Regions from separate parts of the Mus musculus genome. Here regions 2, 3, 4, 5 and 6 are each linked to region 1. A link is a loop called in an ENCODE intact Hi-C map of the cell type or tissue named here. Cell type or tissue: left cerebral cortex. All regions are shown on one strand.

Region 1 (4,000 bases):
TAGTCGGCCATCACTGGAAAGAGAGGCCCATTGGACACGCAAACTTTATATGCCCCAGTACAGGGGAACGCCAGGGCCAAAAAGTGGGAATGGGTGGGTAGGGGAGTGGGGGGAGGGTATGGGGGACTTTTGGGATAGCATTGGAAATGTAATTGAGGAAAATACGTAATGAAAAGAATATTTAAAAAAAAAAAAGAAATGACAACAAAGCCTCACCCACTAAGTTTCATCAACATGGCTATCTAAACAAGACCTGAATTAGAACAGGAACAGATATTATTAACAGGAAGAGGAAATCTCATCCACCCTCAACCCTTGACAAAGAGCTATCGGAAGCTAGCAAGAGAAATAGTCATTCCCAAGGAAGAGCACCCGAACTGGATATCCAATGTCAAGGTCAGCCTTGACATAATGTACATACATATGGATTATAGAGACTGAGCAGGTAGGTTTACATGTTTTGGAAGCTATACACATACACATATACATACACATACTAATTTAAGAAATAGAGGTCATGATTTTGAGAAAGAGAAAATGGGGGGCTACATAGGGAGAGTTGGAGGAAGAAAAGCAGGGATGCTATGATTTTATTATAATTTAAAATTATATATTATATATAGTTATATCTTAATTAAAATTATAATATATAAATAAATGAAGGGGGACAGGAGAGATGGCTCAGTGCTTAAGTGCATGTATTACTTTTGCAGAGGACTGGAGAACAGCTCTGAGTCCTCATGTTGGGTACCTCACAAGTGCCTATAACTCTAGTTCTAGGGACATGTACTGTGTTTAGTCTCAGCAGGCACCTACACTCATGTGCACACACCCACAAACAGACATACTCTCACACGTGTAACGTTTTAATATTTGGGAGGAACAAAAGGAAACAAAGAAAAGTAACGAATGCAGTCCTTCTCGATGAACACCTGTGGAGGGCCCAGATCTTGGCTGTTGAGAACAGCAATAAACACAGATGTGCATGTATCTCTGTGGTATGTAAACATACAGTCCTTTGGGCATATACCAGGAAGTGGTGGGGCTGAATCATATGTTAGTTAGCTCTATTTTTAGCTTTTTGAGGAACTTCCACCCTGGTTTCCATTGTGGCTGAACTAATTTACATTTCTGGTACCAGTGTCTAAGATTTGCCATTCCCCATGTCTTTGTCAATATTTATTGTCATTGTTTTCAACAACAATTTCCAAAAGTTTGCTGAGTACTGTTGTTACTTCAAAAATTGTGATTCTCAGTGAGTCCCAGAGAGGACTGGAAATATAGGTCTGTAAATAATATTTAAATTTAGGCAACTCTTTTCATAGCCTATTATTTCAAAATAATTTAATAGTTCTGGTGATATGACAGCTTGAAATACTGTCAAAGACCCTTTGAGACATTTGCAGAGCAAGTGATAAGAAATAAGAACAAAACAATTTTGTACAATGCAAGACAAAAACTCCTCCTCCTCCTCCTCCTTCTTTCTTATTTTTTCCTCTTCTTCTGTAGTTTCTCCTCCTCCTCCTCCTCCTCCTCCTCCTCCTGGTTTTTCAAGACAGGGTTTCTCTGTGTAGCCCTGGCTGTCCTGGTACTCACTTTGTAGACCAGGCTGGCCTCGAACTCAGAAATCCCCCTGTCTCTGCCTCCCAAATGCTGGGATTAAAGGCGTGTGCCACCACCATCCGGCTTTCTTTCAATTCTTTTTTTTTTTTTTAAAGATTTATTTATTTATTATATGTAAGTACACTGTAGCTGTCCTCAGACACTCCAGAAGAGTGGCATCAGATTTCGTTACGGATGGTTGTGAGCCACCATGTGGTTGCTGGGATTTGAACTCGGGACCTTTGGAAGAGCAGTCACTGCTCTTAACCACTGAGCCATCTCGCCAGCTCCCTCTTTCAATTCTTTAGGGTACAAATTATCCTTGCTTCATTTGTTTCTGCAATATCAAGCACTACTGCATGATGTACATCTGAGAATTGATAGTTTTCAGGGTTTTAAATGAATTGGGGCATAAGTTAAGAAGGCAAAGTCTCTCTTACAAAATTGAGGAAGTCAGGATTCAGATTTCTATTTTTAATCGTTATCTGATTGGATGCCTTTGACTTACTGACTTTCCTAAGTAAGTTCTGCCAATTTTCAATGTTCTCATAGGAAAAATTTCGTTGTCTAGATCAACTTGTGGCGCCATCTTCTGGGGCCTTAAGAAGACTCTCAAGATTTAAAACTGTATTGGTTTTTTTAAAGTCTTCCTAGTTTTTGGAAGTTCCTTAGACGCATGCGCGGCCTAGCCAGGAAGAAACTACAATTCCCAGAAAGCATTGCTATAGTGGATGGGTGGGGGACTCCCGTTGTCATGGGGGAAATGATTCTCGCGAGAAAGTGAGCCTGTGGCGGCTGTGCGTCCTGGGTGGAGGGGGTGGGGGGGAGGAGGCGGGGAGAGTAAGGAGGAAGAGGAGGAGGTGCAGTCCCACAATACCCGGCGGAGGGAGGGTGGGTGGTTGGCGTCTGGTCTGTGCGGAGCTCGGGTCCCCGGCGGACTCAGCTTCCTCTGTCTCTTTAATGCGAGAGGAAGCGATGCGGAGGGGTGGAAAATGGCAGAGCTGCAGATGTTACTAGAGGAGGAGATCCCGTCTGGCAAGAGGGCGCTGATAGAGAGTTACCAGAACCTGACCCGGGTGGCGGACTACTGTGAAAACAACTATATACAGGTGAGGAGCTTGAGCGGCCGGCGGGGGCGGCTGGGACGACAGGCAGGCTGGGCGCCGTGGGGACTGCCCTACTCCGCCACCCTCCGCCCCAGCCCGAGCGGCGGCCGCCGCGGCGATACAGGAAGTGGCCGCCTTGAGAAAATGGGTGAGGAGCAGGGCCGCCGCGGGCGCCGCTGACCCGATGCCGCTCCCCGCAGCCTGCCCGGGGCCGCCTGTGCTCCCCACAGCCTGCCCGGGCGTTGCTCCCTAAAGCCTACCCCGGCCGAGCTCTGCTTCTCGCCGTCTGCCCGGCCCAGCTGTGCTCCCCACCACCTGCCCTGGCTGAGGTCTGCGCCTAAACCCCGCCGCTTTCCCCGCCAGGGATCTGTTTCCTGCAGCCTTCCCAGGCCGGGACGTGCTCCCGGCAGTCTTTCCTTCCCGGTCTCCGCTCACTGCAGGCCGCTCTTCTTAGTCGGGCTGTATTCAGCTTTGCCTCTTTTGGCTGCGGTTGGTTCCTAAGACCCCCCACAGCCTTCCCTGGCTGGGGTCGGTCCTGGCTGAGGTCCCCCTGGAAATCCCGCAGCCTCCCTTGGTCTCCTTGGAGCTCAGACTTCGCTGTCGCCCCCATGTCCGGTGTGATGAGCCTAGGACTGGGACAGCTGCGAGAGGAATGGGCAGGGAAGGAAAAGTGGGGTGTGTGTGTGTCGTTGGAGGGTGGGGTGAGGGTGATTATGTCAGTTCATCCTAGAGGGTGTGCCTTTTATTTATTTAAAAAAATTGTCACGAGTCACATTTGTACAGACCTCCTAATCGAGTGCGGAGAGTGACTGCTGAGGGTGTGATAAAATCCATATTAAAATTCTTTTAATTGAAGGAAAAATGCGTGCTTGGCGATTTTCAAGTTGGGCTTTTCCTCTTCCACCTCCTCATATTTACTTCCGCTTTAGCATAATGTATACTCGTTATTATAAAGCACGAATGATTCATAGGGAAATTCAGTGGGAAATCTGTTAAATACTTTTCTTCCTCTAAATGTTCTTGGACTGTTGGCCTTGAACGCAGTAGTGTTATCGTGGTTGCTTATGTTCTGAGATTTCTTTCTATACTGAGTTAATACATAGAAGAATATGAATAAAGTAGATTAGCAAACATTATGTAGTCTTTAAGTCATAACATAGAATTGCTCCTTAATTTATCAGGAAATTCTTGGCACTTTTACTATGCCATGCTTGCTTGTGTTTATCAGCGATTGTAAGTGAATTGTATGTAGTAGTTTGACTTGTCCCTATGGTTGAGTAAAAATTAACAGT
Region 2 (4,000 bases), 110 kb after region 1:
ACAAGCAAGATTTAAAACCATCCTTTAAAAGTAGTCTTACCTGTAATACATACTGTCGTGCTCTGTCCACATCTCCTGGCAAACTGAACCGTCTCATTATCATAGCATTCATTTCTGGGAACTAACCATAAAGAAGGAAAATATTTTTATTGTTCCTGGAGCAATGAAGCATGTTAATACTTGTTTGTAAATATAGAAAATAAGAAAAACAAAAGGTGGGGCTGGAGAGATGTCTCAATAGTTAAGAACACTTGGTGCTCTTGCAAAGAATTTGTATTGGGTTCTTAGCACCCAGGCAGATGAGTCTTCTGTAATTTCCCCTCTGACCTCCAAGTGCACAACATATACGCAGTACACAACAGACAAGCCTGCACATACACATTAAACAAAACAGAACTAATTGTCCTATTAGCAGTCCAGTACTGAGTAAGTCTCAGGAGAACCAAGTACTGTATTCTTGAGCTTTTGGGGTTCTAATTCAGTAGGCTATGGTTTGAGAATGCCTTTTTAATGAATTGCCAAGTGATGTTGGAACTGGTGTTCTACGAAAAGGTTAGGAATTAGACACTGTTGAGCGCACACTGAAATCATCGGGGGATTAAGTGCCTTGATCCCACTCCCCACAAATCTGATTATACTGGTGTTATGATCATCAAATGTTTTAATGCACACCTCCTTTGGACTGGAGGAGATAGATCAGCCAGATCAGTGTACCAAGTTATAAAAAGATCAGAGGTACAGCTCAGCATTAGAGCATTTGTCCAGCATATTTAGAGTTTTGTTCCATTCCTAACACAAGAAACAAAAATTCATGGGCTTGAAGACTTCATAGGGGAAGAAAATCCTTCTGCTTTTCTAGGTTCAGTGGCTAGTCCTATTCATTGTAGCACAAGAGAGGGAATAAAAAGGTCTGATAGCAAAAAGACAAAAACAAACAACAACAACAAAACAGGCTGGAGAAATGGTCTGGTTGAGTGTGCATGGTCTGATGACTGGAGTTTGATGAAGAAAGAACTGACTACTCAGACACCTGTCTCCCCACCGTGTGTGACACACACTATAAGTCCCTCAGTAATGATGACAATGTCTTGTATCCTCTTCATTTTTACTGGTTATTTAGGAGGACGGCATCCAGACAGAAACCCCATATCCAGGTTCTGCCAGCAACCATCCCAGCTGAATAATTTCCTCATCTCAGTCTTCTTTTCTGTTTCAACTGTCCAATTTCTAGCAGTCTGTAATTCTATGGAGTAAGAGGTAGGATGCTTTCTGTCTGATATCCATGCTGATGCAGTTGCCAGTTTCCCTGGCACTATGCCTGAAGGATGAAGTAAGTTCTCCAGTAGTAGTGACTATGGAATCTGCAGTAGAAAAAACAAGGCAAACAACAGAAGAGAAACCCTAACCAAACAAGGAGCAGTGTTCTAGAAAAGTACATGTTTGAGAACAAAGTTGTAGAGACAGTTAACATCCATACAGAGTTCTTAAGTACTAGTTTGCATCAAGAAATAAAATCAAGAAATCAATCAGATAATTTTGGTGCTTTTATTTTTTAAATACCCCCCCCCCCCCGCGCGCGCGCACACACACACACACACACACACACTTGTTTATTTCTAGGCTATATCTTAAAGCAGATGTGATGGTGTCTTGGGCATCTCATAAAAAATCCCCTGTGTATGTATCATATATCGAGCGTATGTTTCCTCAGCTTGAGTTATGTGTCATAAAATATGCCAACTGTGTAGTTTCTCTGATGCTTTTAATGTAAAAACATCAAGAAAGCAACATTTAAACTAAGTTGCAGTGAGCATGACTACATTCCTCCTTTGAAGTAACACTATGTAAATTTCAATATGCAAATATCAAACTTCTAAACTTCCCTACCCCTGTGTATGTGAGGAAGAAGTGAGAAACAAGTTGGTTCTCATCCCAGATTCAGTGAGACTTTTTTTTTTTTGCTTACTCATGCTTTTTACAAGTAGGAAAAATAGCCTGTGAGGAAATCAGATTGTAACTGGGAAATGTGTTCACAAAACTACAAGGGTGATCAGTGCACTAGGATGGGTCAGTAGTGTCCAAACCTGAGTAATTCTAAGGCACCGTAGCATAAGCCTAGGCATCTGGTGCAGAGGCCGGCGATGACAGCGGGAAGCCTGACATTTGTCTAGTGATTTATCAATAAAAAGCAGATGAAAGGAAAATTTTAAAACGAGCTTTTAAACTATTATAATCTCACCAAAAAAGGAAAACACTTCTATTTCTGAGTATTTCATAAACATTTTCATATGTCATTGAAAGATTTAAAATGAAAATTAAAAAAAACTACATAAAAAATAGAAAGTCAAACAATTTTTTCACATTGTTTCCAAAGTGAAGTATATCAGTATGTCTTAATGAATTTCCCACATTTACATATTTAAATACCAGCTTTAGGTAAGGGAACCAGCAAGGAGAAAGAGGACAGCTATTTCTAATTTTTTACCTTCTGGGGCATTACACACAGCAAGAGTAACCGTCAAGACATAACCACACTGCAGGGACACTCAAACTTTTGTGTAAGTTTATATTTTGAGAAAAATCATAAAGCCTGAGACAGTACAACAGATTCAGGTAAATGTTACTGAGTTAATGTCCAAGGAATTTTAAAGAAAAAGGGTGGAGACTTGCTTGTTTAAGAGAAACATATTTCCCACTTCTTACCCAGTAGCTTCTGTGTACAGTTTCATTACAGACGGCTGCTTCTGGCTAGGGTTTGCACTTGTGAATAAGGTCTTTGCAATGTTGTGGGTTGTATTCTTTTTTCCCTTTTTTCCTTTTTATTTTTTTGGCACAATCTCATGGGGCCCAGGATGATGACCTATGTAGCTGGCAATAACTTTGAATTCCTAGCTTTTACCTCTCAAGTGCTAGTGATGGAGTCCAGGGACTTGTGCATACTAGGCAATTACTCTACAACAGAGCTCAATGACAATATACACTCCTAATCAAGAATATACTAACTTCATTACCACTGAGACCTCTTCAGAAATCATGAAGTGCGCGCGCTCGCGCGCTCGTGTGTGTGTGTGTGTGTGTGTGTGTGTGTGTGTGTGTGTGTGAGAGAGAGAGAGATATGCATATGCTCACTTTGAGTCAAACCCAGGGTGATATACATGTTAGGCGGATCTCTACTGCTGAGTGACGACCTCCTGACACACCTCAAGTCCCTGAACATGGCCACAAAGGAATCGTTCCCAAAGATATCAAAAATAGAAGACTCAGTCAAACAGTTCTTAGTCGAACAAATTATAATGTAAAGATCATTTACCATGCAGCATTAAAAAGGAAAAGGCAAGCCAGGGTTTGGAGAGCATGTCTGTTATCTTTGTACTTGAGAGACTGAGACAGGGAGTCTGTGGAAGGCCTAGGATCTCAGAGCAAGATCTTCAGTGTTACACAGATGGATTAGTTCAATGACAAATATGTGGACAAAACATCCCCCTAGGAAAGGTTTACAAACACCTTCCAAGTACTCTATAAATGATGTTAGCCACTAACAATAGTGGATACCCTGTGTGGTGGTATCTTCAGTGCTAGGGTATACCAGTTACCTGGTTTCTGGGTAGACCTACTGGGTACTGTTATGTACACTGTTAGTTGAAGGAACAATTCAAGCATAGTAAAATGAATGCTGGTCTTAGAAGACTTGGGAAAGATGTTCAATTACCCAAAAGAAGGCTCTGTGTCATCTACCAGATGTTCCATTTTGGTCAGACATGAGCATCAGTTTCATTCAAAGAACAAACAGTTATCTACCACAAAGTAGACTTGTGAATCAGGGAAAATGTAAGAAAGAATCCTTTATAAACTAAAATCAATGCTGTTTTATTAAAGCTAGATACTGTATAATCCTGTATTATTTTTGAACTTGATTCACCCAAAGTTATTTTAAGCCCCATGAACTCTTTTTTAGCAGAATAATGCATAAAAAGATCCTAAGCTCAGGGTTTTGAGACCA
Region 3 (4,000 bases), 55 kb after region 1:
TACGTATTTTAATTTCTCTGGCTGTGCTATCGTTTCTAAATATACCACTCTTATCTCTTTAGGAAACTGTTCAGTTTTACTTTTTGGTTATGTCTATTATATTTTTTTTCTCCTTTGTAAGTGTCAATAGTTTTTTTTTTTTTAAAGTTATTGATTAGTTTTTATTCTGCACGAAAGTTCTTGTTTATTACTCCTTTATTCCTTGTAAAGTTTTTTTTTTCAGATTCTGGTTAGGTCCCCCCCATTTCTTATGGAATCTGGTAATTTTTTTTTTTTAAGAACTTAAAGAATTGGAGATTAAAATGCCTAGACAGAGCTTTGTTGCTATATTGTTAATATTCTTGTTTCTATTTTTCTTTTTTAAATAAAAACATTTAAACATTTTGTGTGTGTTTGTCTACATTTGTATCTGTCTGTGTGTATGTACATTTCGTTATATTGTTAACATTCTTGTTTTTTTCTAAATAAAAATATTTAAACTTTTTTGTGTGTATTTGTCTGTGTTTGTGTCTGTGTGTATGCACATGTGTTGGCACTTGTGTGACTAAAGGAATCCACTGGAGTTGGCTCTCATCTTTGACCCTGTTGTTACAGGAATTGAACTCAGGTTGTCAGCTTAATGGCAAAACCTTTGCCTATTGAGCTATCTACCCTTCTAGCCTTTCATTATTTTGTTTAACTTGCACATGTACATTTTAGTTTTGAGCATATTCCCTAACTACTTTCCTCTTTTCTCTCCACCATCCCCTCCCATTGGTCAGTTTCTCTAGACAGCTCTATTTCTGTTTACTAAAATTTATTTATTATTATTGGGGTGGGGTGGCATGCCATGCCATGATGTTCCTGTGGAGGTTAGAGGACAACATTGGAGTTGCTTTACTCTTTCTACATTAGGATTACTATTGCTGTGATGAAACACCAAGACCAAAGGCAAGTTGGGTAGCAAAGGATTTATTTGGCTTGCACTTCTGCATCATAGTCCATCATTGAAGGAAATTAGGACAAGATCTCAGTCACGAGCCTGGAGGCAAGAAGGAGCTGATGCAGAAGCCCCTCACCGAGGCTTCTGAATCAGCTGGCCCTCCCCCTTCAGTCACTAATCAAGAAAATGCCATACAGCTTTGCCTATAGGCATTTTCTCAATTGAGGTACCCTCCTCTCAAATGACTGTAGTTTATGACAAGTTGACATAGAACTAGCCAGCACACATGGGTTCCACTTGAGTGATTTCCGATTTGCCTAAGCAAGCAGGCTGCCTTCCCTACTGAGCTGCCTCTCCCCGTGACTTCTCTTTTCAGGTCTTGTAACTCAGCCTGGTCTGGGACTTGGGATCCCTTTGCCCATTACTCCAAGTGTTGCTGTTATAGGCTCTAGTTACTTTATAATAATTCTGATTCAAGTGGTTCATATTATGTGTGTTTCCATGGTGTCTGATTTTGCAGTTCATATTTTTGTAAGAAATCTATTTTGTAGTGTGTGTATATAGGTCATTCTGAATCAAGTTAACTTCAGAGTTGATTGGGAACTTGTTTCAGGCATATTGAACAGAGCTCTGTAACAGAAATTTGGGCATACTGCCATTTCCAGAGTCTGGTCCAAGTAAGCAAGAACAGACAAAGGTTGCCTTTTTCTTTGCTGAAGGCTTTCTCTGTGTAGCTTGTCTCAGGACTCTTACCCCTTTCCTACCCATCTCTGTTTGTTATTCTGGGCAAAAGGATTTAGATTTTCATTTCTTAGTTGATTTCAGCAAATTTATATTGTGGCTTTATTTATATGTAAGAGTGTCTGCCTGAAACCTATAATGCCTTCCCTCTAGTGGCAGTTGTGAAGTTTGGTAAGTTTCCTGATAAATACATTGTAGAAAATAAGGACATATCAAGTAGTATTGTGGTGGCATGGCTCTTTCTGCCTGCTTTTCTGTGTTTTGGTTATTGGGATAGGCTCCCCACCCGACACCCTCTCCCCCCCCCCCCCCGCACACCCCCTTTCTGGAAGATTTTTAAAAGAAGCACATGTGTACCTCCCCATTCCCATAAAAAATGACAGGAACAGGAAGGAGAACACATTTCAAACAATATATATCTTTGTGGTAATTTTACATAACAGTTTTTTAAGATTTATCTTTTAAATTATATGTATTGGTGTGTGAGTATGTGCAGATGAGTGAGTTTCGGTGTCTTCAGATTCAGCGGAGGGTGGAGCTGGAGTTAGAAGCACTTGTCTCTGATATGGGAACTTAGAGTTGAACTTGGTCTTTGGGAAGGCCACTTCATCTTTCCAGGCCATACAATGAAATATCAGAGCTTATTATGAACAGAAGTTTCTAAAAAAAAACCCCAGCAAAACTACGCCCATGTTAAAGATTTACAAAGCCAGTTGCCTAGTTAGAACTTGCTAGGAGAAGAGTTGCATGCAGTGTTGCTTGTCTGGAGCCAGATTATTTTGTGCTATTAATGGGCAACCATTGTCTTCCTCTGTGTTTTACCTAGTAACCATTCTTGTGATTATTAGGTAAATTATTTTGCAATGTATTTTCTACCTTGCTATAATTAACCTACTTGTTACTTCAGTGTGCAGTGTATTTGAGGAGTGCTTTAGTTTCTTACATTCTTTTGTTATGTAACAGAGCATAATGAGTGTGTTACCCAGTGGGAATTATGTGTACATATTATGTGTACATATTATGTATGTAGTAGGCTCACCTGACTCTGTCCTGGGCTATGGTCACTCATGGTTCTGAATCATAGTCTGGCCATGGTTCCAGAATAAACTGTCTCTTATTCTCTTGGGTGCTAGAGCAGTTTTTTGTTTTTGTTTTTGATGTGGTTTTGAAGACAGAGTCTCCTTTTGTTTCCCTGGCCTGGAATTCCTTTTGTAGACTTCATTGGCTTTAAACTCACAGAGATCTACCAGCCCTTGCTTTAGAGTTCATGCTTCCATCAGCTGTGGTTTTAATCAACAGATAGTTTTGTTTTTAGTCTGCTTACAAATTGTATCTTTGAGTTTGATTTTTTTTTTGTCTCTTGTAGCCCAGGCTAGCCTCACATTTATAATCTAGCTAAGAATGACCCACAGTCATCTTGCTTTTACACAAGTGTGTGTACCACTACACCTAGTGTTCCACAGTTGTCATGGAAATTTTTTTTTTCCTCTAATAGAATTGGTTTGGGGAATATTTTAGTCTTTCTTTGAAAACCTTTTCATTATTTTAGCTAATTTCTAACACATTCATATTCATTAGAGGCTGATTTTATAAATTAGTGTGGCTCAGAGGGGAAGAACACTATGCAAGCAGCAGTACCTGTGTTCAGATCCAGGTACCCATATAAAAAGCCAGTGTGGCCTGTTTGTAACGCCCCCCCCAGGACAGGACATAGGAGCTCCTGGGTTGACTGGTCAGTCAGCTAACTTCTAAAAACAGCAGGCTTCAGATTCAGCAGGAAGCCCTGTCTCAAGGGCATGAGGGGAGTAATCGGTCAGGATGACTGATGTCCTCCAGCATTCACATGCAGGTGTCTGTACCTGCACACAACTTGCACGTGCATACACACACACACACACACATACACACACACACACACACACACCACACATATAAATAATAAGAAAGAAATTGTCAATCAGGTATAGTGACATCTGGGTGACAAGTTCAGGGCTTGGGCTACATAAAGAGACCTGTGCTTGTATGCATGCGTGTGTGTGTGTGTGTGTGTGTGTGTGTGTGTGTGTGTGTGTGTGTGTGTGTGTGTGTGTGAAGGTGTGTGAAGGGAGAGAGATGGAGAGTATGAATTAGTGGACTAATTTGTTACTGAATAGTAAAGTGACTGGATATCAACAGAATACTGTCCTATTTTATAAGTCTAGGTAAGAAAGGAAAAAAAAGATAGTTAGAAATGATTTTTAAAGTTCTTTACCATAAAAAATAATAAATATTTAAAGAAATAAACATTTAGTTTGACTTAAACATTCAGTTTACACATGTATCAAAAAAAATTAACAC
Region 4 (4,000 bases), 120 kb before region 1:
ATTTTTCTGTCTGCCTGAAATTCCCGTTTATTTATTTATTTATTTACTTATGGTTTTTCGAGACAGGGTTTCTCTGTGTAGCCCTGACTGTCCTGGAACTTACTTTGTAGACCAAGCTGGCCTTGAACTCAGAGATCCGCCTGCCTCTGCCTCCCAAGTGCTGGAATTAAAGGCGTGCGCCACCACGCCCGGCGAAATATCCGTTTATTGTTCATCTTTATTTCCAGTGACTAGGAGAAATCTACATTTGCTTGGTTCGCTTGCTGCCTAAGTAGCAGCTAAGCAATTCCTTTCTCCATTAGTCTACCAATTCCATAGGAACACAAAAAGAGGCAGGTAGTAAGATGTAACGAACATTTGGGGGGGCAGTCTTTTGAGACAAGTCTCACTATGTAACATCTCTAGATTCTCTGCCTGCCTCCCAAGGAATAATCCTCAAGACAAGTTGATGGTGCATCTGGTGTGATGGTGGTGGGAGCCATGATCCCAACACTTAGGAGGCCAGCCTGGACATAATAAGGACTAGGACAGCAAAGATAGACAATGAAACCTCGCCTCAAAAAATAAAATATAATTAATTAATTAATTAAACATTGTTAACACCTTCCCCCCCAAAAAGAAAACAAATTTTAATGAAACAAGGAAAAATTAACATAATTTGGGTCCTGATTTTTTAAAAAATGTTTAAAATTTAATTGCAAGAATCTAATGATTCAAAAATGTGCACAAGTTAATTCTACCCAGAAAGAAAGAAATTGTGATGCTATTCGAATTATTAGAGTATGTTTGAACTAAATTCGGCTTGAAAGGAAAAAAGGGTAATCAGAAATAGATGGATGGAAAGAACACTGTCTTCTTTACCTTTCTCGCAGATTTCACAAATCCCCATCTCAGACTGTCCAACCCTAAACAGTCCCTGAATTGTCAACAGAAATTCTGTGCAAGCCAGTGGATACGCTATGTGATGTTCACCACGGTTAGTGTCAGGTCATAGTCTCAGCACTGTCCCCTGATCTCCTTTTCAGCCTGCGACTCAAACAGGGTTCGTCGCTTCCCTCACTAATTTTGCTTCAGAAACACCGATTCTACTACAGCATCCGGGGAAAAGTCGCAAAAGGGACGCAGGAAAACGCCTGAATGCTGGGCTCACCTGAGGCTGCACAGTGCTCGACAGGGAGAACATCTCCGGGCCCTCGAGATCTTACCGGCCAGCCGAAACTGCTTCTTAGCTTCAGCTCCGAGGAAAGGGGCTGAGCCCTTTTATTTTCTCTTTATTTCTCTTTGCTTTTCTCCCAGTTTCTCCCTTACTCCTCCCAGAAACGAAAAAATGGCTTCCCCTCCCGACAGCTGCTACGACGACATCTGCCCCGGAAGACCATAGGTACAGTGCTTCCGGAGCAAGCCTCCGCGTTCACCCCGCCCCCGCCCGTCAGCGCTCCGCCTCTTCCGGGGACTCTGTCACTTTGGGGTGGTTTTTCGAGGTTCCTATCACCACCTCCACAATAAATTGGATGTTCTTCTAGTCGCTCCTACTCTGTTTCTGAATTCAGTACGCGGTCAAACGCACTTAACGCTCACCCAGGCTCTCCACATTCTGTGGCTTCGCTAGCTTCCACACATCATCCCTAGCCATTGCTTTACTTAACAGTCGGCCTGGCTTCTAGCTCATGCGGAGGGAGGGAGAACTGCAGATCTTGACTGAGACTCGGAAGGACCCCACCAGACTACATAAAGTCTTAGTCCCTTGCTCATTGGCCAGAATGCACTGCCTCGTCACAAAAACAGCCCGTGTATCCGCGGCTGAGCCCCGCCCAGCGCCCCTTCCGGCAGCGCCGCCGGCTCCGCCTAGCGCTCCGCAGACTGCGCCCAGCAGTGCCGCCGGCCCCCACCCGTCGATGCCTGCTTACAGGGAGCCGGCAGAGCGCAGACGCGCGGTGACGTCACGGGAGGCGTCCGGCGTAGGCGAAACCTTTTGAATCTAGCTGGCGGGAGTTGCTGCTGCAGGGCGAGCTGTGCAGCAATGGAGTCCGCCTCGGCAAGTGAGGAGAATGAAGGAGGTGCGGCGATAGAGGAGTGCGTGAGTAGGATCCCGGTACCAAGACCACCCTCCATTGAGGAGTTCACCATAGTGAAGCCCATTAGCCGTGGTGCATTCGGGAAAGTGTACCTGGGACAGAAAGGCGGCAAGTTGTACGCAGTGAAGGTAGGCAGTCAGAAGCGAGAAGGTCTTAAATGGTCCTCCCTCGCGGACCTCCCTTTTGAGTTGTTGAACAAACTCTGGAGCTGCTGTACCACTAGCCTGGAATGCCCGGCTTACAGAAGCCTGCACAGTCCTGCTTGTTGACTGTGGGCGTTTAGGCAGACTGCAGTGAGCAGGTGTCTGTCCTTTCCCTTGCCCTGCCCTTCTCTGTATACTGAGAATCATTAACCCAGTGAAAATAGCAAAACTTACCCAACTGTGCCCTGGCCATTGTTAACAAATGAGAAAACTGCGACTGAAGGCAGAGGCTTGAAGCCACACCCATGACTCCTGAGTCATGTTTCAAATCAAAACGGCCTTAAGTACTTGTTGGTTATGTTTTCCTTGTTTGACATACATAATAGCCGAAATCTTGCTATCACAAACAAGATTGGTTTGTAGACAGTTCAAATCTCACTCTTACCAAAAGGAAGCTGCATTATATTCGAATTTTCTGTGACACAATTTATATTGTGAAAGTTTTTAATTGTAGTATTATTTATTTAAAGTATCACCGGGATTGTGAGTTTGTTTTGCTTTTTTACTAACTTGAGCTTCACCTGGATTAACTTCGGTACTTTGATTACGTTTGTAATGGTCACTTTCCGATGATGCTTTAATTCCAGCTCTTTGATAAGCAGGAGCAAGTGATGCAAAACCAAAATTTTTGCTTCTCAAGATTTCCATCGTGATACGTAAGCTGTAAGTTCATTTATTATAGAGCAAGTAGAAAGAAATGTGTCCTAAATCAAGCGTTTCTTATCTATATGTGATCGTAAAAACAGTCAGTGTTCACTTAAAATTGTTCTGTCCACCCTAGCTTCTCATTACTACTTTGTAATGAGAACATTACATTGTAAACATGACAAAGGAGGCTACTGGCTGGCTCAGATTCCTGGTACCCAGTGCTTGGAGACTAGCACACAGTTAAGATAAGCAGCCCCTTCACCTGACTACCTAAATGACCTCTTCCTTTGCTTCTTTCCCTTTAATAGTACCAATGTCACCTCTACCCTTCAGGCTAGAAACTTGAGTTGCCCTTATATATTTCATCAATACACCACATACCCTTTGTTCCTGTTGTCCCTCTGGAAAAAAATGTTTTGTTTTTGTTTTGTTTTGCTTTTTTCATTCACAAGTGGATTTCTCCCCACTTACTTGTTCAGTGATGACTTTTGTAAATTAAATAGTATTGAAAACCAGTTTTAGGGGCTGGTGAGATGGCTCAGTGGTTAAGAGCGCCGACTGCTCTTCCAAAGGTCCTGAGTTCAAATCCCAGCAACCACATGGTGGCTCACAACCAGCCTAAACGAAATCTGATGCCCTCTTCTGGAGTGTCTGAAGACAGCTACAGTGTACTTACATATAATAAATAAATGAATTTTTTAAAAAAAAAAAACAGTTTTAAGGAATAGTTCCATAGCCCAAAAAATTACCTTTTTGCCTATTCACAGTACCTCTTCCCTTAATATGTCAGCAGGTAACTACTATCCCTCTTCTCTCTGTTTTCTGTCTCTCTTTGACAGTCCCAAATAGCCTCAGACATATGATGGAACTGAGCATGACAAGCCTTAAATTACTGATACGTATGGCTCCATCCCCTAAGTGAAGCGACTACAGGCATGTACCAACAAGCCCTATGTACCAACTCACCTTCTATCTCTGCAAGATTGCCTTTTCTGGATAGTTCACATAAATGGAATCATACAATGTATGGTCTTTGATGTCTTCTTCTTCTTCTCTTCCTCTTCCTCTCCTTCC
Region 5 (4,000 bases), 79 kb after region 1:
TATATGTGTGTATGTGAAGGGATGTGCATGTGAGTGCAGTGTCTGTAAAGGCCAGAAAGGGGCATTTGATCTTTTGTAACTGAAGTTACAGGTGGTCATGAGATGCCTGACATGGGTGCTGGATGCTATCATCTGCAAAAGCCATTACATACTTGGAGTCACCTTTCCAACTCTGCATCATCTCTAATTTAGTTGGATAGATTCATGGGTTAAATGCTGACTTAAGAAATTTTGAGATTGGCTTAGTTAATTGGTAATTTTTTTTATGAATTAACTTCCTTTTAGAAGTACATGTTAGTTAGACCTGGTTACAAAAGCCAGCAATCCCAGTTCCATGGCTGAGGCAAGAGAAGCAGTCATAAACTCAAGACCTTGTCTGGGTCACAAGTCAGCTCAAGGCCAGTCTGGGAAACTTAGTGGCTGGTTGTAGCTCTCTGGTAGAATTCTTGACCAACATGTGCAGCCCCGAGTTCAATTCCTAGGAAAAATAATGTAACATACAACCATTTATTTCCTTAGTTCCTCTAGATAACTTTTAAAATGCATTTGAAATAGAGCTGGATAAAAACTTAACATAAGTTCAGTAATATAAATGTCAACCTGTCCTGTGAGATACAACTTACCTAGAATTAATTTCTACTTTTCCCCCCTCTTTTTTGTTTTTGCCAACATAAAGTGGCTAAAAGCCAAGGTAAGAGACATTACTTATCGTTTGATCCACAGTACTTCCTCTATGTTGACAGAGGCTGCAGAGTCACTAAAATGTGAAAACTTGTCTGTCTGCTTTTCTCTGTAGGATTTATATAGATTAAATATGCTTAAACTTAGATCACATCAGCAGCATTTAGCTTGGCTGTGTTAATATATCCTAGATATATTGACGTTTGCACTTTAGGAACATTAATCGTTCTAACAGGTACTGCTTTTGCTCATGTGTTTTACAGTTGCTTTGCTTCCATTGACTTACAGTTAGGTTTCCCAGATGTGACATGCAATTTTGTTGTTGAATTATTAGGATAAAGATTATAGTTGCATTGAGTATTTTAGCAGATTGACAGATTTATGGTTTGCTTTTATGCACACATAATGCATATATAAATGTTTATTCAAACATTTTAATTCTGATTCTTGAATAAGTTTGATATCCATGAACATGTCTAACAATAAGATATAAAATTTACTAGTCTCACTTGTATTTTGTGTAAATTGATATGAATAGCACAAAATATGATGGGAAGAACTGAGCATATGTGGCTTTTGAACTTTTAAAACTTAATACCAAACTCTAGTCGACCTGTCTGGGAATCCTTACTTCACATTCTGATATTAAGAAAAAGACATCATGTTAAAACATCAAGAGAACACGTTGATACAGAAATAAAATTTTTCTTTTCACATTTTAGCACGGAAATAACCAGCCTGCAAGAACTGGCACATTGTCGAGAACAAACCCTCCCACGCAGAAACCACCAAGCCCTCCCGTGTCGGGCCGAGGGACTTTGGGGTACAAATTCAGCTCTTTTCTACAAAGAGTTTCTGAGACTGAGTGCATGTTTTGTTTTTTGAATTATCTCTTGTGGAACTACCCTTTAAATTCATTTAGTTAGTGTGTGTGTGTGTGTGTGTGTGTGTGTGTGTGTGTCTGTCTGTGTGTCTGTGTGTCTGTGTGTCTGTGTGTCTGTGTGTCTTGCATGTGAGGCAGTTTCACCCTCAGGAAAGCTATCCACCTCCTTTAAGACAGGTTGGTTGTTTTTTTGGCCTGAAGCTCACCCATGAAGCTAGAGTGGGTGGATATTAAGTGCCAGAGTTGCCTGTTTCCCCTCCTTAGCTTTGAAATTATGGCTGCCATCATGCCAGGAATTAATGATCTTTTAGATATGTATAAATGCGTATCCTTTTTCTGTTTGTACACATAAAAATGTAGTGGGCTGGAGAGATGGCTCAGCAGTTAAGAGGTCCTGAGTTCAATTCCCAGCAACCACATGGTGGCTCACAACTATCTAATGGGATCCTATGCCCTCTTCTGGCATGCAGGGGTACATGCAGACAGAGCATTCCTATATTTAAAAAAGCAACAACATTTACATTATATATGTTAATGTAAATCTGCTTTATGTTTTATCTTAAATGGATTGAACAGAGAGATCCTTATAGTGCTTCCACTTGTATTTACAGTACTTATGCTGTGGCTCACTGAATAAGCGGTGTGCTTCCTGAAGTTTAGCTTAGTAGTCTCCATCTTCTGTTCCTCCTGTTCCGTGGCACCTTAGGCTTAGGACTCTGCCTGAGTGGCTCTGACTGCATCAGCTAGTCACAGGCCCCCTTGCACCAGAGTAGCTTTGTGGAAAGCTGGAAAAGGTAGTGGTGACTTCTTGTGGTACTAATTGTATCATTATTTTTCAAGGTGTTTGTGATGGATTACCTGGAAATTCCATATTAGATTTCTTGCTTTTGTGGAAGGTTCCAGTCAGCAGCTAGCCATGTGCGCCCCCCCCCCTTCCCGAAAGGCTTATGAGTGACTGAATTGAGAATAATGTATATTTTAATATCATATATTATAGATCATTAAGATTATAACCATTATTTTTAGCATAACGTTAAATGACCCTTTCCAATAATTTTCCAACAAAAAGCAACAAATTTGAATTTTTATGTTAAAGCAGCAAAGTTTATATAAAAACTTTATAATTTTAAGTAGCAATTATTATTAAAAATGTTTTTGTCATTAAAGAGTGTGTGTTGTGTAACTTGTGCTTCTATACACTTTGTGTAGGTCAGAAGAGAATTTTGTGGCTCTGTGTGTGTGTGTGTTCCCATGTGCGTGCACAATACTCCTCTTCCCTGGTAAATTGGTTTTAGGGATTGAACTAAGGTCTCTAGGCATGGGTGGCAAGCACCATTACTCTCTGAGCCATCTTGCCAGTCTTTACTTTTTTCGATTAAAGTTGGGGGGAAAAAGTTCTGTTATACTTAATTCAGATAGAGATTTTTACAAATTTGGGGGGAAGTGCTGATTGTCTGTCTCTCTTCATTACCCTTCCTGTTCTTCATTGTTAGACGGAATACCCCTTACAAAACCCTAGAGCCTGTTAAGCCTCCAACAGTTCCCAATGACTACATGACTAGTCCTGCGAGGCTTGGAAGCCAGCATAGTCCAGGCAGGACAGCTTCTTTAAATCAGAGACCAAGGACGCATAGGTAAGCCTTCTACCTGAACATCTGAGCTCTGGAAGTGTGTGTTGCTGACTGCTGAGCAATGATTTCTAAAGATACAGAGTTTTTACTTAAAAATTTATTTTTCATTTGTGTATACTATAAGCCGATTATATTCCTTCTTTTTGACAGAGATACAAGTACATGTTGGGATTACAACTAAAAAATGCTTTTTAGAGGCTGAAGTTTGCATAGTGCTTGCCTTAACATACAGGAAGCTCTGGGTTTGATCCCCAGTACCATACAAACTAGGCACGATGGCACACATCTGTAATTCTAGCACTTGGGAGATGGAAGCAGGAGGGTGTGAAGTTCAGGGTTATCCTTAGCTGCTTAGTGACTTTGAGATCATCCTGGGATATATGAGACCCTGTCTATACCAAAACAAACAAAAAGCCCAAATAAAGCTTAAAATTGTTTTGCTTTCCTAAATTTGTGTATAAGATATTCTTCAGATAGTTTGGAACAAAGTGTTTTAGTAGTAACCCAGTACTGTCACCACTCCCGCCCACCTGACCCAAGACAAGAATGCTTATTAACACATCTTTAAATGTTGTAAGGTAGGGCTATGGTTTGTATAGCTCGGTTTTAGGATAGATTCTTAGTATGAATGAGACTTCTGAGTTCATTTACCAGGAACTCTTGCTCATTAAAATGGGCACAGGGAAAATACTCTTAAATGCTCTTAGACAAAGGGTTACGTGTTGTAGAGTTTTACATAGCATATTGAATTCTAAGAAGTCAGACGAGATCACTCTGCTTGTTTCTGAAGACGATTTCAGAACCG
Region 6 (4,000 bases), 140 kb after region 1:
GTTGACACTGAATTGATCCTTATGCCTCGGCCTCTCAAGTGTTGGGTTAGCATTAGTGTACCATTCCGCCATAACAAGTGACATCTTAATGGAAGAGTAACAGCTTTCAATCTAAGAGTTAAAACTGCATGATTAATACAGGCTACTCTCTGCCACTAGGTAGCTTAAATACTGTTAATTGCAGTCTTAGAGGACAGAGCTTGGTGAAAATATCAAAAATTTCTGGCTGGGCCACTTTGTAACATTTTTCTCTCTATAACTACTCTTAGAAATTATATATATATATATCACATACACATTATACATAGAATACTCAAACATATTATACATACATATATATATATAATTAACTTGAGAATCCAATGTACAGCATACACTTATTTTTATTTACTCTGCAGTCCTTGGGCTCAACTCAGAACTTTGCCAATGACTGGCAAGTGTTCTACCACTGAACTATAACTATTAGTTCTGCAGAAACACAAGATAGTATCTATTCAATTATATTCTCAGGTCCTCAGTCAACCTGTATTCTACTTAGAGCTACCTCAGGGCAGTGTTTTCAAAGGGAAAGAATCATGTTTTAAAATGGCAACCAGTTCTTTACAACCAGTTCTGGGGCTCACTGAGGATGGCAGTGAAAATAATTTTTCCACTTCAGATTCTATTCCCTCTCTATATCATTTACTCGCTTTGAAAGGCAACTCTGCCCCTTAAGATGTTTTTAAAGTCTCATACAGCCCAGTTTGGCATTCAACTCACTCTGTAGCCAAAGATTACCTTGAACTCCTGATTTCTAACAAATGCTAGTATTACAGACCTAGTTGAGAATTGACTTTTTAAAATAAGAGAAAGTGCTCAATATGAATTAATGACAAAATCGGGTGTGGTTGCTTAGGTCTAATGCACTGCTATAGGGATAGGGATGGGGGTGGAAACTGAGGCAGGACTACTATAATGTATCTGGGGCCATGCTTAGCTTGACAGTAAGTTCTAGGCTACTCTGGGCTACAGTACGATACTATGTTGGAGAAACAAATTTGTTTTAATAATTGTCCTTAAGTCTTGTAGTCCTTGAGAGACCTGAAGTAATGAAAGCACTCATGTCTGAAGTAGACACCTGAATTCTAAATATGTTTATAGTAGAAAGTTAACACATGAATGAGAAAAACATGATGTTGGACGGTCAAGTAGTCTCCCTTTTTGCTCAAGGAAACGGATATGGATGCCAATGACAAAGATTCTTTCCAGAAAAACTCTTTTCACAGGTGAGGTTTCTTTTCTTTTTCCTTTCCTTTTTCTCCTTCCTTCCTTCCTTCCTTCCTTCCTTCCTTCCTTCCTTCCTTCCTTTCTATAGAGATAAAACCCCAAACCCTCTAAAGTCTAGCTTGCAGTATCAAAATGGATCCCTACAAAGCCTATCTTCCTCTAAGATTCTTCCTACATGCTCTCTTTCTCTTATTTGTTATTCTTTCTATTTAGAGCAGCTTGCATTTTCTCTCCAAATTCTTTTTTGGATAATCCGTTTTATGCATCTTGTTTAGTACAAGCCACATATTTATAAATGTTACACATCTCCTCCTAGTATAGAGTTTGATAAGTACACTGACATATGAAATGTACCAAATAGTACTAAAATTTAAGAGGTGGGTGATTATTTTTAAAATGAAAGATGAATTACTTATACAATTACTCGGTGGCCGGAAAGGTCTCCAAAACCCAAAGTGAAAAAAACACTAACTTCAAAAGTCAGTCTGCAGATACTGCCAGGTAAAGCACGGCACGGACTGACCCAACTCACACAGAAGCGAGAGTCATTTACAGGGCTAAAAACCAAAAGAAAATGAATTTGTAATCAAACGCAGTAGGAGACAGTTTTAAGAATCCGCAATTACTAATTAGATAATGATTTTACTTCAAAGAAGTCATAGGTCTCTCATGACACCCTTCGGCTCTTCTCCTTCTAGTGTCCTTCCAGCGCCTTTCAGGCGTGCGTTCTCTTGTAAGCACCTGCAGCACTGAAGTCCACCCTGGCTAGCATCACTTTGCGTCGCTACAACACCCTTTCCGAATTTTGAGGCTAACTGGATCCGAAACCCGAAATTGCTAGGAAAGTGAAAGCAGAGGTCCCTTTGGCTCTGGTTGTCCTCTCGACACACCCGGGTAGCCCCGGCTTAACAGGGCTGCGCTCCGCCGCTCCCTCTACCTCAACCCCAATGTCTTCTGGATGCCCGATCAGCAGCTCCGCACTTCTGGCCCCGCGACTAGTCCCACTTCCCGGGTGTCCCACCCAGTGGGGACTGCAGGCCCCGGCGCACGTGCGCATCCTCCCATTCATTGGATCGCCGGCTGTCATTGGCATGGTGACCTCTACGCCGCGGACAGCGCGCGCGTCCCGGCCTCACCTGCGCGCGGGTGTCCGAGGCGGCACGTGTTCCGAGAGGCTCCACACAGCCAGGTCGTTCCCGCCGCGGGCTCCCGACCGCGGTCGGCCTCCAGGAGCAGCCACGCCGCCAGCACGACCAGCGCATAGCCATGGTTCAAGTCTGAAAGTCGCGGCGGGCCGTAGCTCCGCCTCTGCCCCAAGCCCAAACCCGGAGCCGGAAGCTGGGCACCGGAAGCGCGAAGCCGCACCCTGTTCCCCACCCGGTCGCCTGTCCTCTTCAACCCTCCTCGGAGCCACTGGCTCTAGTCGGGAGCCGCGTCCGCTTTTATCCAGAAATGTGCGTCCGAACTGTTGTCCTACGCGGGACAAAGCGTGCAGAAATCTGGTTCCGGTACCTGCTAACCCTGAGGCCATTGTTTTCGCAATGCCAAGCTCCGAGTGGACGTGCCAACTTCCTCTAATTAGTCTACGCTGTGGGTTATTGTGTAACAGAAGCTAAGTTGACCTTATCTCTTAGCTTTTGGACTCTATCCTGAAAGCCTTAGAGATGTATACATGCATAGTTTAGCGGTTTTGTTCATGTCTGGATATGGGAGACCAACCCTTGGATGTAATGAACTACGCAAAATTAATTTTTTTTCGTTATCTTATCTCGCCGTGTAGACCAGATTGGCTTTGTATAGACCAGATTGGGTTCAAATTGACCATCCTGCCTCAGCCTATTGCTGCTGAGATTACCGACCTGCGTCCCCATTTCCAACTCTATTTGCTAATGCATACAGTGCAGCTCAGGATGCTCAAGAAAATGTTTTTATTGTCGTTGTTTCATTTGTTCATTTTGCCTGTCGCATGTCGGATTTATTCCGAAGTTGAAACAGCATTTTTATAACACTTTCATCAAATGATTATACATGCTCGTAATAATCTTACGCCATAATCTTAGGTGGAGGCAATGAGAGGCAAGCGCTGGGGAGACTGAAGAAGTTTACTGCCTTCCCATGTTGATGTTTTTTTTCCCATTCATTCATTAATTCATTTTACATCTCGACCCCCCTCTCCTCCCAGTCTCCCTCCTAGGAAGAAATAAACCAGCTGTAATTTTCTGAATCATAATTTTTTTTCTTGTTTGCAACACACTTAAAGAGGGTTAACCCTAAAGTTGAGCTCATTATTTTCTTATTAGGTTTCTATGTTAAAAATGGAGGTTATACATGTATGAAACTTGTCAAAATAAAACGTTTGCTGTTTAGGGTTTTGACTGAGTGGTTGGGTGTTTTCCTAGCATGCACAACATCCTGGGTTCCATCCCAACACCACAAATTACTTAATGAATGAGTGAATGAAATAATCAAATAGGTAGGCTTTGCCTAGATAAGTGTAGCAATAAATACTTTCATGTTCTTTTGACAATGTTATGACCTGTGGTATATTGTTATTGGTAATCTTCCTTTGCAGGTAGGGCAACAGGAATAACCCACAGGGAGAAGGATAGCAATCCACAATTCTGCTGGGCATTTTTTAATGTAAAAATTATCCAGATTAAAACAAAAGCCCTGGCTCTTAAAAAGAAGTTGTAGTGGGTTGTGGTATAAGCAAAAGAGCACGTTCCTAGTATAG

Evidence for each region. Peaks named below come from ENCODE experiments on the same cell type or tissue, not always from the same donor. Only the 100,000 strongest peaks of a DNase experiment are listed, where the experiment ranks them.
Region 2: it touches region 1 in a loop (2.4-fold over the local background); 6 of 42 quality-filtered maps call a loop at or near these places.
Region 3: it touches region 1 in a loop (8-fold over the local background); 5 of 42 quality-filtered maps call a loop at or near these places.
Region 4: a loop joins it to region 1, with 3 times the contacts of the local background. A loop is called at or near these places in 3 of 42 quality-filtered maps.
Region 5: a loop joins it to region 1, with 2.6 times the contacts of the local background. A loop is called at or near these places in 9 of 42 quality-filtered maps.
Region 6: a loop joins it to region 1, with 8 times the contacts of the local background. A loop is called at or near these places in 12 of 42 quality-filtered maps.

What each region holds. Positions count from the first base shown.
Region 1 is chr2:23,038,660-23,042,659 of GRCm38, reverse strand. Abi1 (abl-interactor 1) reads left to right here and starts at 2,419. Exons shown (of 11, transcript NM_001077190.3): 1 at 2,419-2,711. The coding sequence starts at 2,595. In left cerebral cortex, a CTCF peak has its summit at 2,188 (motif pointing left); DNase peaks (open chromatin) are centred at 2,366, 3,044 and 3,303; H3K4me3 peaks cover 1,608 bases; H3K27ac peaks cover 1,331 bases.
Region 2 is chr2:22,931,680-22,935,679 of GRCm38, reverse strand. Pdss1 (prenyl (solanesyl) diphosphate synthase, subunit 1) reads right to left here. Exons shown (of 11, transcript NM_019501.3): 10 at 41-121. Among named protein-coding and RNA genes, the nearest start is that of Pdss1, 38 kb to the right of the region's middle. In left cerebral cortex, no CTCF peak of the experiment used is centred here; DNase peaks (open chromatin) are centred at 1,301 and 1,918.
Region 3 is chr2:22,983,732-22,987,731 of GRCm38, reverse strand. The region is part of intron 2 of Abi1 (abl-interactor 1); the gene reads left to right. Among named protein-coding and RNA genes, the nearest start is that of Gm52502, 29 kb to the left of the region's middle. In left cerebral cortex, a CTCF peak has its summit at 1,796 (motif pointing left); DNase peaks (open chromatin) are centred at 1,342 and 1,539; H3K27ac peaks cover 1,941 bases.
Region 4 is chr2:23,153,882-23,157,881 of GRCm38, reverse strand. It overlaps Mastl (microtubule associated serine/threonine kinase-like), which reads left to right and starts at 1,858. Exons shown (of 12, transcript NM_025979.4): 1 at 1,858-2,203. The coding sequence starts at 2,021. Yme1l1 (YME1-like 1 (S. cerevisiae)) reads right to left here and starts at 1,377. Exons shown (of 19, transcript NM_013771.5): 1 at 1,151-1,377. The coding sequence starts at 1,183. In left cerebral cortex, CTCF peaks have their summits at 1,616 and 1,815; DNase peaks (open chromatin) are centred at 1,442 and 1,862; H3K4me3 peaks cover 2,363 bases; H3K27ac peaks cover 1,165 bases.
Region 5 is chr2:22,959,905-22,963,904 of GRCm38, reverse strand. It overlaps Abi1 (abl-interactor 1), which reads left to right. Exons shown (of 11, transcript NM_001077190.3): 4 at 677-691; 5 at 1,404-1,504; 6 at 3,058-3,198. Among named protein-coding and RNA genes, the nearest start is that of Gm52502, 53 kb to the left of the region's middle. In left cerebral cortex, a CTCF peak has its summit at 2,019 (motif pointing left); a DNase peak (open chromatin) is centred at 1,461.
Region 6 is chr2:22,894,165-22,898,164 of GRCm38, reverse strand. It overlaps Pdss1 (prenyl (solanesyl) diphosphate synthase, subunit 1), which reads right to left and starts at 2,643. Exons shown (of 11, transcript NM_019501.3): 1 at 2,403-2,643. The coding sequence starts at 2,534. In left cerebral cortex, a CTCF peak has its summit at 1,680; DNase peaks (open chromatin) are centred at 2,334, 2,648 and 3,096; H3K4me3 peaks cover 2,122 bases; H3K27ac peaks cover 1,493 bases.